Regions from separate parts of the Mus musculus genome. Here region 1 is linked to region 2. A link is a loop called in an ENCODE intact Hi-C map of the cell type or tissue named here. Cell type or tissue: left cerebral cortex. All regions are shown on one strand. Each heading gives the region's core, and the rest is flanking DNA. Links, peaks and the distances in the headings are about the cores only.

Region 1 (9,909 bases), core at 556-8,555, 210 kb after region 2:
CTCAAGCTGGAAACTGAAGTTGGTAGTGTTGTCTACATGCTGTTGACTTTAGAAGCATGAAGGATATAGGAGCAGATGGGTCATGGACTCTGCCTTCTTGGTTTCAGAAATTGACAAAGGCTGTGTAGTGTGTGACAGGAGAGTGTAGGTATGAAGGACACTCTGTGAGGCCACTATATGAAGCTGTGAAAGTGAATCATCTGTTTCAGACCCAAAGATGTTGGGGATACCAGAGCCTTGAATCATCTGCCTATAAAGTGGAACCAGACCAAGAGAGAGCTGTGTGTTGTAAGTTGCAAAGTTGGAGGGGCAAAAGCATCTAACCCTTGTTGACACTGCATTTGGAGTGGCAAGATTTGTAGTCTGCCCTGCTAAGGTTTGGTCTTGCTTTGATCCAGGTTTTCCTCACGATTCCTCCATTGCTCTTTTGCCATTACAATGTACATTCTGTTCCCCTGTATGATGGTAATCTACAGGTAATCAGTAGGTAATCTACAGGATGCCACAGTTAAGAGAGTGCTCCAGTCTTAGAAGACACTTGGGACTTCTAAACAGTGTTGCAACTGTTAAAGACCATGGAGCAATGCTGAGGTAGGAATAAATGCATTTTCTAGTATTAAATGGACATGAGCCAATGGGGCCATGGAGTGGAATGAGGTAGTTTGAGATTGTCTTCCATAGTAAACACTTGATTCACAGTTGGTGGTGATGTTTGGGAGGTGCAGGTGGAGTTGGCTTGCTGGAAGAAATATGTCACCATGGTGAGAGTTGGGGTTTGATGCTCAGTGACTTTCCACTTTCGCTTTGATCTGCTGCTTCCTACTTCTGTTAAAGATGCAATCTCTTGACACCCTGCTGCTGCAGTCACAATTAACCCTTATACCTCTAGAAATATAAACCAAAATAAATTCTTTTTCCAGAAATTGCCTTGGTCATGGGATTTTTATCACAGCAACAGAAAAGTGACTAATACAAGAGTATTTAAACTTGCTTGCAAAAACATTAACAAAGGTCAAATAAAAGAGATCAAAATTTGCAAATATAGATTAAGCAGAATCAAGATCAAAACTTATATATTTAAATTGTGTTCCTTAGAGACTAGACTCATGAAATGAAAATTATTTCACCATTCAATTAGCAAAGTTTGAATTACAACCACAAAATAAAATCAAGGAAGCAGGAAAGTAACTGAAATTGGATACAGATTAAACTAAAGGAGATGGACAGAATCTAATGAATGTTAAAGCATGCACATTGTATCTAAGGCTCATGAAGGCACATAAAGCATGCACGGAAATCACTGTTTGTTAGGGCTTGAAGCCATCCTCTATGCTTGGGTCATATTCTTACTGAAGTACTATACAGATTTGTTAATGACCTCTTAAGAGATACCTGCCTAAAAATTGGCAACAACATCGGTTAGTCTTAAATTTATCTAACCTCTCATCCAAGGATAAAGATACCAATACAGAAGTGAATGCTCACAGTCATCTATTGGAGGGAACACAGGGTCCCCAATGAAGGAGCTAGAGAAAGTACTCAAGGAATTGAAGGGGTCTGCAGCCCTATAGGAGGAACAAGAATATAAACTAACCAGTACCCCCAGAGCTTGTGTCTCTAGCTGCATATGTATCAGATGATGGCCTAGTTGTCCATCAATGGGAGGAGAGGCCCTTGGTCTTGTGAAGATTCTAGGCCCGGGTATAGGGAAAGCCAGGGGCAGGAAAGCCAGGGGCAGTGGGTGGGTTGGGGAGCAGGGAGAGGGAGGATGGTATAGGGGATTTTCAGAGAGGAAACTAGGAAAGGGGATAACATCTAGCTGCATATGTATCAAAAGATGGCCTAGTCGGCCATCACTGGAAAGAGAGGCCCATTGGACTTGCAAACTTTATATGCCCCAGTACAGGGGAACGCCAGGGCCAAAAGTGGGAGTGGGTGGGGAGGGAAGTGGAGGGGAGGGGTATGGGGGACTTTTGGGATAGCATTGTAAATGTAAATGAGGAAAATTCCTAATTAAAATATTATAAAAAAAAGAAAAAAGAAAAAAAAAGATACCAGTTGTTCCAAGATTCCCCAAACAGTTAAATCTTACAGGCCAGTTCACTCAGTGATGGGAACAAATGTTGGTCCCACATGAGAATCATTACTCCACTGATGGAATCAAGGTCATCTCCAACCTTAAGTGTCTGAACAGGGCCCAGTGCAAACTAAAGTGACTTTGCAAGCAATAATGATTTCTGCTTTGCCAACAGAACCTCTAAGTAGAAACAACCTAAATAATAAAATGCACGAACAAGCTTGATTGAGATTGCTTGACTATAGTTCTTGTACCAGGCCTTTCTTCTCCTGTATAAGGGTGAAACTCTTGTTAGTCAGTAGTACAAGGTCTACTATCTTCCCAGTGTGGTCACACTGGAAATTTCCTTTCTTGCATCATTACCACTTGTGACAGGTGTTGGAATTTGGCCTAGAGGAGACTCAGGAACTCTGATAAGAAGCAGACATAGACATATAGTAATTTTTGATTAAACGCTATCGTCAAAAAGTTTAAAAACCCAATAGCTACAAGAAACTGGAGATACTATGCAAATGTTATCCAGTTCTCCCATCCTAGTTTGTACTAACAGAGTAATAGTTTCTATAAAACAAAACAAACAGTTACATGACACCCTCTTTCCCTTAGAAGTGCTTTAAAAATAACAGTAGTAATCGATCTTAAAAGATCTTGCAGGAAGTCATTGATAGAAAAAAAATTAAAACAAAAAACAGTTTTAAAAAAGATATTTTTAAACTTCAAAATCTGTAATAGTTATTTAATTTTTTAGGTGTTAAGCAGGGGGAAAATCCCTAGCAACTTTTAAAAAAAGTATGTTGTTAAATAATGTTTATTAATAACTATTATACATAATAATAGTGATATCTTCTTTTAAACCCTAGGCTTCATTCATGGTAAGTAAGCATTCTAACATTGGGCTATATGGTCAGCCCTACTGTATTGGTTTTAAAGACAACTGATGTTTCTTTTATTTAAACAGGTCTTGCTATGACTTTATTTACAGAAAACAGTAATTAGCAACAGGAAGATAAATATATGTAAGTGGAGTGCATGTGCTAACCATCTTAAAAAAAGTTTGCCACTAATTCATTTTGATACATGTTAATTTTGCTGATTTTTATGGTATTCATACCATGCTAAATCCTGAGATTGATGGAAAAGTGTGACAGTTCTCAGTGTAGGCTGTCTATCTGAGGCATTCTGACATCCAAGCCTTTTCCCAGAATTCCCTAAATCCTGGTGGCATGCCTAACCATCTGGTTTTACAACCGCCCTTTGTGACTCCAAGTGCAATAAAAGTTAAGAACCACTGTACTGAGACAAGATTCCAAGGACACTCCATTTCTACTTGAGTCAAAATCCAGCCAGTTCAACAGGAACACAGAAAGAAGGGAACATACAGAAAATGTCAAGTTCCCAAATTGCCTTAGCAACTTGTGAGGGGCCGTCTGTGGCAAGGTAAGACTTCCTCATGATAAACCATGAGACACAAGTTAGAGCCCAGAAGACAACTCCTGCCACAAATGCAGAGTAGTGCAGACATAACTAAATATTAGTACACACGCAGATTTCTTGAGAAATCTGGTCAACTTTAAGAGTTCTTTGCATCAACAGCATGACTTGGCTGCCAGAAAATAAACTTGGTCCAATGCTATGTCAACAAATGCTTGCTTTCTAGACAAGGAAGACCCCTCCTTTTCTGCATGCTTCGTTGGGGTATTTTAAGTATGGAGCCATGTTCTGAACGGCGTACTTTATGAAGATAAACTTAGCATGATGGATGAGGATAATTGGAACTGTCGGGTTAAACTAAAAAGGAATCTTTCACTGGTAGGAAAAGTAGCCCTGGGAGAACGTGACAGATATTTCCAAATATCTGAGGGGCTAACATGTGGAATTTACATTAGACGAAGTACGCAAAATACCAAAGTCAAAAGCAATGGGTAGTTGGAAGATTCAATGATGTCAGTCTTCAATAAAGGGAAGCACAGTCAGGGCAAGGGGCATTCACTGTTTGTAGAGGTATTTAAGCACTCACGGAAATGTTGGGCAAGGAGACCTCCAGATCATATTATTTGAATTACAAGGAAACGTCTTTCCTCCAACGACAATTTTGTGGCTTTTTAACATTAGTGCACTTAGTATAGTTTTTGAATAGGCAAGACCTTTCATGTCTCTATGCTGTTGATGCAGCTTAAGTGGAACTTCTGCCATCTGCCCACCTGCCCAGGAAAGCAGATGCCATCACCAGGAAGACAGCAGAGTTCCTAGGTGCTTTTCCAGAGAATAAATGCATCACTGCTGTTTGCTCTTTCAGCATATAAATTGTCCCATTTCATTCTCTTTCTCTTGCAAATGGAAGGTGTGTCTTGCAGATACAGTTTGGGTGTGTCTCTATCAATGTTCTTTAAGATTCTGGACCATCTGTCCTTCAGATGGAACTTTAGGTCTTCCGGAAGATCACTAAGATCTTAGCATGAATGACTTGCCCTGTATTCTGAGATGTCCCTCTTTGCATTCTTGCTTCAAGTAAACCAGAAAACAGTGGAGGTGGTGGTGCTGGGAAGGGCACTATGGCCCCATAGGTCTCTGCTATAATGTTGATCTTTTTCTCTGAAGTGTTTTAGAAGTCTCAGGCTGGTCCCAAACTTCTCAGGATAAAGAATGTCTGGAGAAGGATTTTACCACAAGGGGTTGCCAGGGCCAAAGCGTGCGTCTCCTACCCACTGTACCTGCTCCCCCCTCCCCATCTTTCTAGCAGCTGAGCTCAGTCATGTGGCCCCTAAAACTGGTCCTGCAGAGAGAGTCAAGCCCCCAGACCTGACTTGAGCCCCTGCCTCCCCACCCCGACACCCCAGCAGAGCCCAGAGAGAAGGGCAGAGAAAGGGAAAGCGAGGAGAGTGGATGGAGGTGGGGCTGGAGGAAAGCGTGGGGCTGGAGGGAGCAAGCTTCCTAGGGAAAGAGAGGGGAGGGCTGACTGGGCTCGGCACGCTCCCTCCCTCTTGCCGCTTTCTCTCACATAAGCGCAGGCAGAGGGCGCATCAGTCATGCCCTGCCCCTGCGCCCGCTGCCGCCGCCGCCACCGCCACCGCTCGGCCCCGCGCGCGCAGGAGGCTCGAGCGCCCGGGAGCTCGCGGGCCTCGCCGCCGCCGGGCGCCCCGCCGCCCTCCTCCCGCCCCCCGGCTCCGCCGCCACCACCGCCTTCTCCCGCGGCTCCCGCGGCCCGGCTCCTTTCACTTCGGGCGAGGGGAGGGAGGAGGGGGGACGAGGGACCCGAGGGCTCTTCGGGACGAGTGGAACATCGCGGGGTGACTGGGCTTAACCACCCCACCCCCTCTTCTTTGCAAAACACCAAAAACAAAACCGCGATCGGCGGAGCCGGCGCCCTCGCTTCACCTCGCGGGCCGCCACCGAGGGCAGTTCGGATGTCCGGTTTCCTGTGAGGCTCGTACCTGACACCCGGGAGCCTCTCCCCCGTGAGGGCTGCCAGAGCCGAGGGCAAAAGTTGCGAGCCGCCGAGTCCCGGGAGACGCTCGCCCAGGGGGGTCCCCGGGAGGAAACCACGGGACAGGGACCAGGAGAGGACCTCAGCCTCACGCCCCAGCCTGCGCCAGCCAACGGACCGGCCTCCCTGCTCCCGGTCCATCCACCATGCACTTGCTGTGCTTCTTGTCTCTGGCGTGTTCCCTGCTCGCCGCTGCGCTGATCCCCAGTCCGCGCGAGGCGCCCGCCACCGTCGCCGCCTTCGAGTCGGGACTGGGCTTCTCGGAAGCGGAGCCCGACGGGGGCGAGGTCAAGGTAGGTGCAAGGGACCCCGTCGGGTCGGGCTGAGGATCCGAGGCTCCCAAGTCCTGGACTGTGTGTGGGCTTGGCTTTACTGGGTGTACAGAGAACCTGCCGTGGAGTGTGTGTGCATAATTATTTATTTAACCTTTGGATCCAAAGTTAGAGATTGGTGCACGCTTGCTTGGAGCAAAGTTTCTCTTCTTTTTTTCTCTCCCCCAGTGGAAAGCTGTTACTAGAAAGGAAAGCAACTTAGAGGAGGGAAGGGCCCAAGAGGTGTTCAGTCACACAGATTCCTTCTCCTTCATAGTGGTCTCCTGCCAACAGAGGAGTTTGCACCCTGCCCCAGTGGCATGGCTCCAGAGAGAATTTCATTGCTGTAGGAAATGCTCTTTTCTTTTCCTGGCTGGTTTTGGACTCCAAAGAGCTTCTGGGGTGTGTGACCAGACAACGGAGTTTTATGCTCCTGGAGTTTGCATAGCAGGGGCCCCAGGCTCTGTGAGCTAGTTTGGAAAAAGTGTGAGTAAATTTAGAAACTGGGCTTAAAGGTTTTGGATTTCAGAATTAACTTGAACTTGGTCAAATCCAAGATGTAACAGAAATTGGAATCTTCTAAACTTTATCAATTCTTTTCCTAAACAGTGGCTATAAGATTAAAAAAAAATCAAAGTATCAATTAGTTTGTTTTATTTTGTTTTAAAGAGAAATAGCATCTTTCCTGAACACGTTAAGGGACTTTTGAAGACATTCCGATTGTCTGACTCAGTTATCTTATCTTGTGTACTTCTCACTTGAACCTTCTAAAGAATATGTTTATAACATCTTCAAGTTTATACTTGGCGTAATAGTTGGGATCTTGAACTCCTGCAAAAGTTTTGTGTTTAAGGCACTGCGAAGCCCCCTGGCTGGAAGCAGACTGAAGTGGTTTATAGTAGCTGACTGCAAGTGGGGGGAAAAAAATAGAAGGGGGTGTGTTACTCTCAACTTTCAGTTGACTTTATTGGTGAACATACACAGAATGTGCAGAGGTCAAACCACCTTCCCTGGAAAGGTTTGTCTGAGAAAAACTTTAATACGGACAAGACTAGGTTATAAGATATCAAGTTACCATTGTGTCTACATTTGGTAAAAATACAAATACCAGATTTTTCAGTCCATTATGAGAACTGCAATGTTCAGCACACGCTTATCACTATACGTACAATGACGAGAATATCCTCGTCTCTAAGTGCCACAGAAATAAAGCTCGGGACAGAATCATACTTCCTGTAATTCGAGCCTTTGAAGTTTGCCAGACCTATTCACTTTCTGCCTCTGCAAATTCAAACTGATATACTTGTGACTTAGTCAGACAACATCACCATCGCCTATGATAGCTAGGCTTTGATTTACAGTACGAAAGCGTGACGCCTTGAGTTAAATGAGAAGCCTTTTCAGATAAGCCAATAGTTTATTCAAGGAGTCTGTCACGTCTGGGTCAATCCCAAATGACTGTATCAGAGCATGGATGTTTGTATGAGCTCAGTTGTGTGTTCCAAGAGGTCACCTTCAAAGGATCTTCTCATTGGTAGTCATTAAACATCTTATTTTCTCTGAAAATTTTGTTTGCAAAAGTTTCTTTTCTTATTTAATCATTTTTTAAAATATTGTATGTTGAATAAGAACTGATATTTGGTATGTAATATGACTTTTTTTAACTTATCAGAGGAAACATTATTTTGTATGTTTGAATTTCATGAGCAGTATACTTCTGCTTACTGAGCCTTTCCCTAGTGGGCAAGCAGAACTTTTGACAGCTTGTTTTACTGATGCCTTCAGGGAAACTGTATCCTTGCTGTGGAACTTGCACCCAGTGACCCAAACACTGCTGTGAAGACTCCATGTCTCTCCCTAGTGGCCTTTCAAGGCACCTCAATTAGCAAATATTGGAGAACTGGAGGGAAACCAGTTAGTTTCCCAGGAACAACTTAAATCCTAAGAAAGTATTTCACAAAATTCACACAGGATGTCAATTATACATAGAATTAGCTCTCACAAAATTTTGTTAAATAATAAAACCCATGTAGCAATTTAAAATTCACAATATAGGAAAGCCAATATGGTATAAAGCTCAGCATCCAATCTTCTTTGTGGTAGCCATGGCCACCCAGATAATTGGAACTGAATTTACTAAGTTCCCCTTTCTATTCTTTTCTTCATGACTGTATGATTTAATGAAAAGTCCTAAAATACTTTCTGAAGGATGTTAAAGTAAACAGCTCAGGGTCGAAAACTAAGGCAATGGTATCATGTGGCCATAAGAAGAGACATTCAAAACTTGTTATCAAACTAATGACAACTGATGATCTCGGAAAGAACACCTGATTGCCATATCTAATAATTTTTAGTCTCAGTTTGGGTAAAGCAGACTCTGCTTATTCGGAGATGAAGAACTAAATTTTACAAAAGACATTGACTTACGACAAAGAATAAATCGGAAGGAAGACATACCTCATACAGACTGTGGTTATCAAACAGTTTTGCTTTTTATTGAAAATAGTTTTGTTTTGTTTTTTTCCCTCACATAATTTATCCTGACTCCAGTTTCCCCTCCGGCTACTCCTTCCAGCTCCTCGAACTTCCACTTTCTGTCTGTTATTAGAAAGCAAACAGGCACCGGGCGTGCTGGCGCACGCCTTTAATCCCAGCACTTGGGAGGCAGAGGCAGGCGGATTTCTGAGTTCGAGGCCAGCCTGGTCTACAAAGTGAGTTCCAGGACACCCAGGGCTATACAGAGAAACCCTGTCTCAAAAACCAAAAAAAAAAAAAAAAAAAAAAAAAAAAAAAAAAAAAAGCAAACAGGCTTCTATGGGAATAATAATAAAATGGAATATAATAAGGTAAAACAAGAACTGATACATTGGAATTGGAAAACGAAGCAAACAAATAAACAAATAAATGGAAGGGAAGGAGCCCAAGAGAAGGCACAAGAAACAGTTTAAAATGAATAAGTGACATTATGTGACAAGGAAACTACAAAGCAAGTTTGTGGTCTGTTAGCCATGTACTGCTGGGCCTGCAGCCCACCCTTAAGAATCCTTTGTTCATTCTGGGTTTGGGGTAGGGTCATGTGTACATTTCTCCTTTCATATCTTAAACCTCCTCTAGTGCAGGCTCTCTGGATACAGTTTCAACCTCTGTGAGTTTGTATGTTTTGCTCATGTTGATTTAGAGGGTTTTGTTCCTTGGAGTTCTCCATCGGGTCTGGTTCTTACCCTCTTTCAGCCTCTTCTGTAGGATGCCCTGAGACCTGAGATGAGGGTTTTGATGGAGATATCCCATTTAATGGCTGCAAGTTTCAAGGTCTCTTTCTCTTTGCATAGAATCTGGCTATTAGTGTCTGTACTTGCTCTAGTCTGTGGCAGAAGGAAGCTCCTCTGATGATCGCTGAGCAAGGCACTGATCATATTTGTCTTCCTGCATAGCTATAAAACATTTAAAACACAGTATTGTTTTTCCTTTGAGAATTTTATTTATGTATACATCACAGTTTGCTTATATCCATCCTCCACTCTGCCTTTCCAACTCCTTCCAGAACTCCCTTCCTCAAATTTCATGCTTTCATAATTTGTTCTTGAAAGGGTGTGTTGTACAAAATACCCATGTCTTTACATATTTTGGCTTACAGTTGTCTTTATCCATTTTTAAATAAATCTCTGTGTTTTAAAATTTTTTTCTTTTAAGATTTATTTATTTATTATATGTATGTACACTGTGACTGTCTTCAGACACTCCAGAAGAAAGAGTCAGATCTCATTACAGATTGTTTTGAGCCACCATGTGGTTGCTGGGATTTGAACTCAGGACCTTCGGAAGTGCAGTCAGTGCTCTTAACCACTGAGTCATCTCTCCAGCCCCATCTATGTGTGTTTTACTTTGTTATTTACAGTGTCAACTAAATCAATGACAGTGTTCATCAAAATACCATATGTGTGCCTACACCAGAATGCCCTGGAGGACTCTATTTTCTCTTTTAACCTGATACCAAATAAATTTGAGCTTTGGTTAAAAAGATACAGTTGAACTAATAT
Region 2 (9,909 bases), core at 693-8,692:
GAAGTGGATGCTTACAGTCAGCTATTGGATGGATCACAGGGCTCCCAATGGAGGAGCTAGAGAAAGTACCCAAGGAGCTAAAGGGATCTGCAACCCTATAGGTGGAACAACATTATGAACTAACCAGTACACTGGAGCTCTTGACTCTAGCTGCATATGTATCAAAAGATGGCCTAGTCGGCCATCACTGGAAAGAGAGGCCCATTGGACATGCAAACTGTATATGCCCTAGTACAGGGGAATGCCAGGGCCAAAAAAATGGGAATGGGTGGGTAGGGAAGTGGGGGGGGGAGGGTATGGGGGACTTTTGGGATAGCATTGGAAATGTAATTGAGGAAAATATGTAAAAAAATATTTTTAAAAAGTTAATCAAATTTTAATATTCTATATTCTTTTTTTTAATTATGTATTTTCCTCAATTACATTTCCAATGCTATCCCAAAAGTCCCCCATACCCTCTCCCCCACATCCCTACCCACCCATTCCCATTTTTTTTTTTGGCCCTGTACTGGGGCATATATAGTTTGTGTGTCCAATGGGCCTCTCTTTCCAGTGATGGCCGACTAGGCCATCTTTTGATGCATATACAGTTGAGTCAAGAGCTCTGGGGTACTGGTTAGTTCATAATATTGTTCCACCTATAGGGTTGCAGATCCCTTTAGCTCCTTGGGTACTTTCTCTAGCTCCTCCATTGGGAGCCCTGTGATCCATCCAATAGCTGACTGTGAGCATCCACTTCTGTGTGTTGCTAGGCCCCGGCATAGTCTCACAAGAGACAGCTATATCTGGGTCCTTTCAGCAAAATCTTGCTAGTGTATGCAATGGTGTCAGCGTTTGGAAGCTGATTATGGGGTGGATCCCTGGATATGGCAGTCTCTAGTTGGTCCATCCTTTCGTCTCAGCTGCAAACTTTGTCTCTGTAACTCCTTCCATGGGTGTTTTGTTCCCATTTCTAAGAAGGGGCACAGTGCCCACACTTTGGTCTTCATTCTTCTTGAGTTGCATTCATTTAGCAAATTGTATCTTATATCTTGGGTATCCTAAGTTTTGGGCTAATATCCACTTATCAGTGAGTACATATTGTGTGAGTTCCTTTGTGATTGTGTTACCTCACTCAGGATGATGCCCTCCAGGTCCATCCATTTGGCTAGGAAGGAGGGCTTACAAAGTAGCAGGACAATTTTCATGCACATTGTGAACCTACTTGGGACTTGTGTCACAGGCATCATTCCCAGTTAGTGGTAGAATGCTGATGGTTTTATTCAACCTGGGATTCAGATCATACCCAACATGTTGCTTTCATCCAAATATCTGGGAATCAATCAAGTATAGTGGAAAAATAAAAACTACCATAACCCATTAATTCACGGCATTCAGCTTAGTTTATGAGATTAAAGATTAAACACTTTACTGAACCAAGAGTTTACTGGTCAGTGAAGGGACATTCCTTCCAGGAAGGATCATGCAAACACATATTCTAAGTTTTCTTCTCTCACCCCAACCAGAAGGTCAACTGAAGTTATGTGCCACCAGGAGCTGAGGAAATTAAACTAACTGGAACTTCCAAGAGTCTCACAACACCAGCTTTGAATTTATGTGAGTGGCCAACCTGTCACCATTCTCCCGTGATGTGCATGAAGCCCCAAACCATCTCATTATGGGTCCTGTGAGATTGTAGAAACATCTTTTGGATATTTTCTCAGTTTCAGAATTCAGAGTTGGAATCATTAGCTCTGAACTGAGAGCTCACACTGTTCCATTACCTTGTGGTGAAAGGGCAAGCTTTGAAGCAAAAAGTAATGGCCCCATTCTAAACATGAGACTAAAGAAGGGAATGGAAGAAATAGTTTTCTCCAAACAAAACAGGAAGGATATAGAGAAAATATGAAAAATTACTTTATAGCCACACTCTATTCACCTCTGTGGGCACACCAACTTTCCAGCCAAGCTCATCCATAACAACATTTGCTTTAATTTAGTTTATAGGATTCAGCTCCTGGACACATAAATGGAAAATTCTAGAGAGTGACTGGAGACTGGCTACAAGAAGGTGCCTAGAAAACTACTGCAGATATTTGATTCTTTCTCTTGAAGAAATAGATAAGAAATTATCCTTTTAATGGAAAAGATATTTCACTGAAGAACAACAGACATACTAAATATATGTTGTTAATGTTGACAAATGACGAGGCAAGAGTACCCCAAGGGGAGAAAAGTTTGTCTTAGTTTTAAGAACAAACCCAATAGGAATTATAGCAAATAAAACCTAGATTTTAAATATTAAATACTATGTACTTTGAGATTAGAGTACTTAAAAGATTCTTGAGTCAAATAGTATTATAATGTAAATTATAGTTGAACACTTTTTTCAATCACAAGTCTGTTGATATTATTAAATTTCTGTTATACTTGGCATCATATTTTATTGGATAGTATGTCTTTATTTTAAGTAGATGTATCCATTCATGACATCTGTGGATGGTATGGGGTGCATGCATATGCTGTATGTGTGTTTTATCCAATTTTTCTGTATGAGACAATTATTCTGAATATTAGACCACGTTTTAAATAATAACATTTTGGGGAGCACTCTAAGATTTGTATTGTGAAGTTTCTAAGACATGATTTATTTGTTAATTATAGATAGCGTCTAGAAAAAGAAGCATTGCTATGCCTGGGGCCTTAAATGGGCTGAGCATGAACTTTACCGCTAAGCAATACTTCCCAGATTCTGGGTCAGAGTTTTGATTTATTTGAAGAATGTGCTGATCCAAGTTTGTGCTACAGTATAGACTTATTCTTGCTTGGACTTAGATATTAAATTTTGATTAATATTTTATGTCTTCCTTGATATAAAGGAAAAAGTAACAATAAAATCAATGCACCAGGAAGGCATCTTCCTGTTCTTTGAAACTGTCAAACTCCTTATTTAGCTAATTTATTTTTTACTACAGCAGAATAGCACAGGCTTGTTAAGCCCATCCTTACTTTTTAATTTCAGTTGAGGGAGAATGAGCTTCAGACCACACGAGTCTTAGAACAAAGTCACACTTCCTACACTCATATCCCTGAACACCCATGCTGCTGTAGTTTTCTGAGACTTAGAAGTTTAAAGGATTAAGAAACAAGCATTCTCAACAAAATACAAAGCAAAACTGCTAGCAAATGTTTCTCTATCTCAGAGACTCCTCTAGAAATTTTATTTTGGCATTAAATAATACAAGGGTATTCTTTACCTTTTGATAAATAAGTCAGAGAAGGAAAGGGGATCGGGGTGATATTTTGGTCAGAAGTAATCTCTGGGATTCTATATCAAACTGTAAAGAAATGTGTTTCTAGCCAGGAAAATTCTTAAGTGTGCCCTGTCAGGGGAATTCTGATTCAAGTTAAGTCTTGGGTAATGATGGATTGGAATTAGAGTAACAGTTTTGCTTTGGTCAAAGTGTGAGTCCCAAGACGCACAAACAACAAACCTGATAGTGTCAGGTGGTTTTCTGTGAAGAACAGAGAAAACATTCCGGAGTTTTCCCTGGAGTTTCACTAGAGGTTCCTGGGGGCACTTCCACAATTCAGCATGCCTTCGTTTCTTAGTTGAAAACATATGGGGTAAGAATTTGGAGAAACGCTTCTGGTGACAGAGTACCTAGCAAAGTGAGAATTAGATTTGAGTAAACATATTAAATTTTAAGTGAGGTTTTGTCCTTAGCTTGTCCAAGCCTTTATGGCTTACTTTCCTATGTATCCTATAAAAATGCTTTTAGCTGGTAGCTTGCTCACTTTTGGTAATGATTAAAAATATCAATGCACACGAAAAATTCCTTAGGAACTGTAAAGATGCATGTTATATGTTGTGTTTATTAATGTACAAAAGTAGCAAAGATCCTATTTGTGTAAGCACTATACAGTGTTCACAGGATCGATGGAGACTGGAGATGGCAAAGGAGATAGTTTATGATTAGAAAGGTGCAAAGGAATATCAGCAAAAAGTGAAAATGTCTCACCTAATACGTTTTTTTATACCAACTTTGAAGGAAAGGAGATAGCATTGAAGATTAGTGATTTCCAAAACAGTGTTTGTGGAAGCCCTGACTTAATCAGGAAAGCCTTAATGTCTCCCCTCCTCCCTCTTCTTTCCTTCCTCCATTACCACCTTCTCTGCTTCCCAAATTCCCAAGTGACTCAATAGCACAATAATGATCACAATTTGTCCTTTTGTAGACTACAGTGCTAAAGAGAATGGTGTCAGTCCATTTCATGATTTATTACCTATGCTTATTTCCTTTTAGTTACTTTGACCTTCTTGGTCCTCCTACCATTAAAACAAATTAACATCATTATGGTTAATGAAACCATGATATTCAAAATGAAAAAAAAATAAAAAACGGGGGGTGGAATTAAACTGTTTACATTATGAGAAAACCAAATTGCTGTAAGCAATGCATTTACATACTGTGTCCAACAGAGGGCAGTCGGTAACCCTCTTGTTGCCTCTGCTTAGGCCCAGGGACAGGGTATCCTGGAGTGACTTTGTCAATGGATAAGGGAACCATAATGTAACATAAAATCTTATTTTATTCATTTTGTAAGGGGAACATCAGTCTTTCTTGTGGCGAAAACTTCAGCCTCCCTAAGCCTTCTAAAATTATATGTGACATATAAAGAGTGCCTGGGACTCTTGATTATTCCATGAATTGTGCCCAGCCTTGTTTTAAGGCTCCGACGTGTTCTGGTTATGCTACCATACAGAACCGAGGCCTTGTTTGATTGATTTTCCATTTAAGTTTGGTAAACTGGGGGTGGGGGGAGAATAAACATCAAAAGTAAAACACAAATAACACTGTGGTCATGCCATTTTCGTCTTGCTGCCCATCTGAGCCTTCGGGAGTCATTTATTGTCCTTAAACTTCCAGTTTCTTATTTGTTAAATTCACAGCAAAATCAAACGCTTCAAGGGACTAGAGAGTGAAATGAGATAATTTATAGAAATTTGCCTTCTTGAAGGTCATTTATAAATGGCTATTTCTTTGATTGTCATCTTTGAAGAGGGGTAAGACTCGGTATTTTTTTTTCTGTAACTCTCTTACCATTGGATTAATTCAATGTGGCCAACAACCCGGGAATGCCCATGTTGAACAAGCACATATGCACCAAGGTCCAATATTTCCCACCTCTCCAGCAAACGCGGAGGAAATTCTCACGGGAACTTTACTGGCATGCTAGTGATGACATCAACCACAATCCAGTCAGACCGTGTTAGACAATGTGCACGCATTGTTAGCTAAGTGATCTCTAAGAAAGAAACAATGATTCTCTTTTTATAGATGAAACATGATTTCAGGATATCCTGAGAATATCAAAGGCATTTCCTTCCTGCAAGGCATAGGTTGGGTGTGAACTTAACCACTCTTTCTTCCCAAACTTGCCTTCTACCACATCAATGTCTAGCTAAAAGCCAGATTTAAAATATCTCTCTATGAAGATCTCTCCTTTTTTTTTTTTTGTATAGAATAGAGTTTATTCAGGGAATGGGGAGGGGAGTTAAGAGGGGAGCCTTCTAATTTTATTTCTTTAATCATCATTTAGGTTCCTAACTTTGTATTTAATAATTTTGTTCTTTATTATCAGACTTTCACTCCTAACCTAAGAGGTGAAAAGTTTCATTATTTCAAACTTTGATGACAAAAGTAAATAATTTTTTCAAAATCTATATAGGTATCCCTCATTTATCCATGCTAAAAATTTCCAGGATCTTTGTAAAATACACATTTACATTTGATTGTACTATTGTTTGCAATGTGGTCATTTTTTTTTTGTCTATTTGCATAGTCTGAACTTCCAACACTCTTCTCAATAGTTTTCCAGCTTTGTGTATCATCTTCTGTTCCCTGCATGTGCATCTGTTGAACGTGTTTCTATGCTTGAGATGTCTTTTCTTCCCTGGCAGGTACCAGTGGGGACTTTTGATTTGCACCATCCTCTGAGGCATTTTGCTAAGCCCTGGTTTCAGCAGCATAAGGAGTCTTAACTTATATCTGCCACTAAGCTGTGTCTGCCTCTTGTTAAAGTTCCTTCCCCCTACACGCTGCATCTTCTTTGGGGTCAGGGATGAGTCTTGCCTGCTTTTAATTTCTAACAATCAGTGTTAAGCAAACAATTAGAACAAGTACTCACTAAGTGTTTATTGAAAGAGTAAATAAATGAGTGAGTGAACGGCTTATCAATTTGTGCTGGGATAAAGTAGGTTAAGGGCCAAGGTTTTGTGAAAGGCTTGTATTACATCAAGCAAGTTCTTTGATATAGATAGCCTGCTTAGGCAACTGAAGAATGTTAAGTTTAATTGATGAGTTAAATCCTATCTTTTTTTTTTTCCCTTTACCATTATTCTGAAGAAATGGGAGAGTCTGTCTCCTTGGAAAATCAAATAATTTTGATTCTCTCTTTGTGCCTCTGTAAACTGTACACGGTCAGAGAGGGCAGCAGGCATTCATTCCTGTGAATTAATTCGGAGATATATTATTCTGCCTTCAGAGGAGCCCTTGAGGATATAACCCTGGATGTTTAATTCACAAAGCCCTGCTTAGGAAAACCAGCTTAGAAGACTGAGGTGGATAACTTATTTGTTCCTCTAAAGAACACTCATTTTACTACTTCAATAAAACGGGGCAGGGGGGGGAGGATACCAAAGGGCTCAGTTAAATGGCAAAGAAAAGTGCTGGTTTCGTTATGACTGCTTTCAGCTGCATGTACAAGGAACTGGCAGGCAGGACTTAATCAAACAGAAGCTTATTTTCTCACACAATTGGAATCTAAAAGGAGGCAGATTGGGGCTGGTGCCACTATACTTCCAAGTTACCAGTGACTCCTCTTCTCTTGGCATGTGAGCTGCTTCAGTAGTTGGTGGGACTCAGGTACCTCTTTTGCCTCTAGGAAGCATTTCTGGATCACAAAGAGTGGGTGTACTAAGGTCATCACCCAACTCTATGCAGTTAAATCTTTCTTCAGCGCTATCCACTAGACACCACCTCTAGTTGTCCACAGTGAGTCCATAAGCACCTGCAAGAAAGAGACTATGAGCTTACATCCCCTGCACATGCATCTGTCCTTTTAGAAAAGGAAGTAGTGAAGTTTGGCTTTGACAAACCTGTGAAAAGAATTTATAATCCTATCAAGGTCAAACAACACATACACAATCCAGGTATTTTATTTACAAGACATAAGGCTAGATTGGGGAGGTTTAGAGCTATTCCCCAGCTATAAAGGATCCATCCCATAATTAGCCTCCAAACGATGACACCATTGCATACACTAGCAAGCCTTTGTTGCAAGGACCGTGATATAGCTGTCTCTTGTGAGACTAGGCCGAGGCCTAGCAAACACAGAAGTGGATGCTCACAGTCAGCTATTGGATGGATCACACGGCCCCCAATGGAGGAGCTAGAGAAAGTATCCAAGGAGCTAAAGAGATCTGCAACCCTATCAGAGGAACAACATTATGAACTAACCAGTACCCCAGAGCTCTTGACTCTAGCTGCAGATGTATCAAAAGATGGCCTTGTTGGCCATCACTGGAAAGAGAGGCCCATTGGTCAGGCAAACTTTATATGCCCCAGTACAGGGGAACGCCAGGGCCAAAAAACGGGAATGGGTGGGTAGAGGAGTGGGGGGGGGGGAGGGTGTGGGGGACTTTTGGGATAACATTGGAAATGTAATTGAGGAAAATATGTAATAAAAAAAAAAGGTCATTGTTACTTGTTTCCCCTAGCCAGATGGTTAATGTCCATCTCCTTTCATGGCAGACTCCTCCACCTCTGCCTCCTTCTTCTTCTCCCTCTACCTGCAACCCCTTCCCTCATTCCTCAAGTGCCACCTTTCCTTGTCCACTGTCCAATCATAGGCTCTAGATTTTACTGACGAGTTAAATTAGGGAGTGAGGTTCACATACCTTCACTTGGTGTGGTGAGGATCTGCTCTTGGCAACAAGCACATCTTGAGAAGCCAATAATTGACATGAGAATACCAGCAGCTGCAGAACAACTCACTACTCAAGTCTGTTACACCATTGGGCAACGAGTCAGACACATGACAGCATAGCATCACTATAACCTAGAAACAATTTCCTGCTTGAGATGACCCAGGGAAGGTCAGTGAAGGAAAAACCTAAGAGCTCTCAATGGATTGCTCCACGGACTTACCCTTGGCTGGGAAAGGATGCCTCCACAGCCACTGTCATCAACTTGTCCTCTGGAGGCCTGTTCTGGTCTTTGGAGATTTTAGCGAGGCCTGATATTAGAATCTCCTAAGAGTTTAGTTTTTCTATCTTATTTCAAAGATTAATATAGTCTTTAATCTACTAGATGGGTTAAGTGTCCTGAAACATATAAAATGACACTTTTTTTGTAGACTATAAATATATTTTACATAATTACAGACACTTATTGCAGATATACAGTGATTGTGAGCTGGGAATGCAACTAATGTATTGATCATTTTTTCTTTTCTTTTATTGGCTATTTTCTTTATTTACATTTCAAATGTTATCTCCTTTCCTGTTTTCCCTTCCCCTGATTCTATGAGGGTGCTCCCCAACCCACCCACCCACCCACCCACCCACCCACTACTGCCTCCCCACCCTTACCTTCCTCTACATTGGGGCATCCAGCCTTCACAGGACCAAGGACGTCTCCTCCTATTGATGCCCAACAAGGCAATCCTCTGCTACATATGTGGCTGGAGCAGACCGCCCCCCCCCCAGAGCTCCCAGGGATTAAGCCACCTACTAAAGTATGCAAAATGACACTTTCAATGCGTCTTACGCTTCTCTATATTATTTGGTTCTAAGCTTGCCTCAGCTCACACTTTATTCTAAGCTTACTTCAGTTCAAACTTTTCCTCAGGCCATATTGGATGATTTTCCGAACTATTGGTCCGATTCTGTTCACTGAGGCTCAGAAGAACAGATCTACTTCCTTCCACCACTATTTTCTCTCCCCACCTTCTTCATCTAGATATTTCTAGTAAAGAAGTCACTTTCTGCAGGAAGGTGTCTCCTGGGTTGCAAGATCATCCTTAGGTTCTCTCGAAAGCGTTCATTCTATTGGGTCTGCACAGATGCTGTGCAATCCCTGTTCCTGGCTCTGCATCTCCCACTGGGATATGCTGCATATTTTGTCAAACTAAGGAAATATTCATACATTTGCATAAGTATAGTCTTCCTTTTGTGGTATGGTGGCTGGTGAGTAGTCACACAGTGAGAACAGCCATCATAAAGGTAAAGGTGTTTCTTTCATATGTCTCTTTTCATGCTGGGAATAAATCAGAGAAAGTAGTGGGAGATCAACACTGAAAGAAAGGTGACTTTCCCCAGCCATGAAACTGTCTCACCATCTCTGCTTACATTAGAGACTGGGGTAGTTTGAGTGAAAACGGCCCCATAGGCTCAGAGAGAGTGATGCTATTGGAAGGCATGGCCTGGTTGGAATGGGACCACCACATAAAAACAGATACACTGAAACTTATAGAGGAGAAAGTGGGAAAGAGTCTCAAACATATGGGCACAGAGGAAAAATTTCTGAACAGAACAGCAATGGCTTGTGCTGTAAGATCAAGAATCGACAAATGGAATCTCATAAAATTGCAAAGCTTCTGTAAGGCAAAAGACACTGTCAATAAGACAAAAAAGGCAACCAACAGATTGGGAAAAGATCTTTACCAATCCTACATTTGATAGTGGGCTAATACCTAATATAAACAAAGAACTCAAGAAGTTAGACTCCAAAGAATGAAATAACCCTATTAAAAATGGGGTACAGAGCTAAACAAAGAATTCTCAAATGAATGGCTGAGAATTACCTAAAAAAATGTTCAACATCCTTAGTCATCAGGGAAATGCAAATCAAAACAACACTGAGA

Evidence for each region. A loop is a pair of places that touch in the nucleus more often than their neighbours do. Peaks named below come from ENCODE experiments on the same cell type or tissue, not always from the same donor. Only the 100,000 strongest peaks of a DNase experiment are listed, where the experiment ranks them.
Region 1: a loop joins it to region 2, with 6 times the contacts of the local background. A loop is called at or near these places in 9 of 42 quality-filtered maps.

Annotation. Positions count from the first base shown.
Region 1 is chr8:54,072,072-54,081,980 of GRCm38, forward strand. Gm33153 reads right to left here. Exons shown (of 1, transcript XM_006509526.4): 1 at 3,999-9,909. The coding sequence starts at 5,702. The coding sequence ends at 4,863. It overlaps Vegfc (vascular endothelial growth factor C), which reads left to right and starts at 5,461. Exons shown (of 7, transcript NM_009506.2): 1 at 5,461-5,854. The coding sequence starts at 5,708. In left cerebral cortex, for the core only: CTCF peaks have their summits at 5,071 and 7,733; DNase peaks (open chromatin) are centred at 4,751, 5,069, 5,448 and 5,762; H3K4me3 peaks cover 2,049 bases; H3K27ac peaks cover 600 bases.
Region 2 is chr8:53,865,716-53,875,624 of GRCm38, forward strand. No RefSeq gene overlaps it. Among named protein-coding and RNA genes, the nearest start is that of Vegfc, 210 kb to the right of the region's middle. In left cerebral cortex, for the core only: a CTCF peak has its summit at 4,467 (motif pointing right); DNase peaks (open chromatin) are centred at 3,057 and 4,505.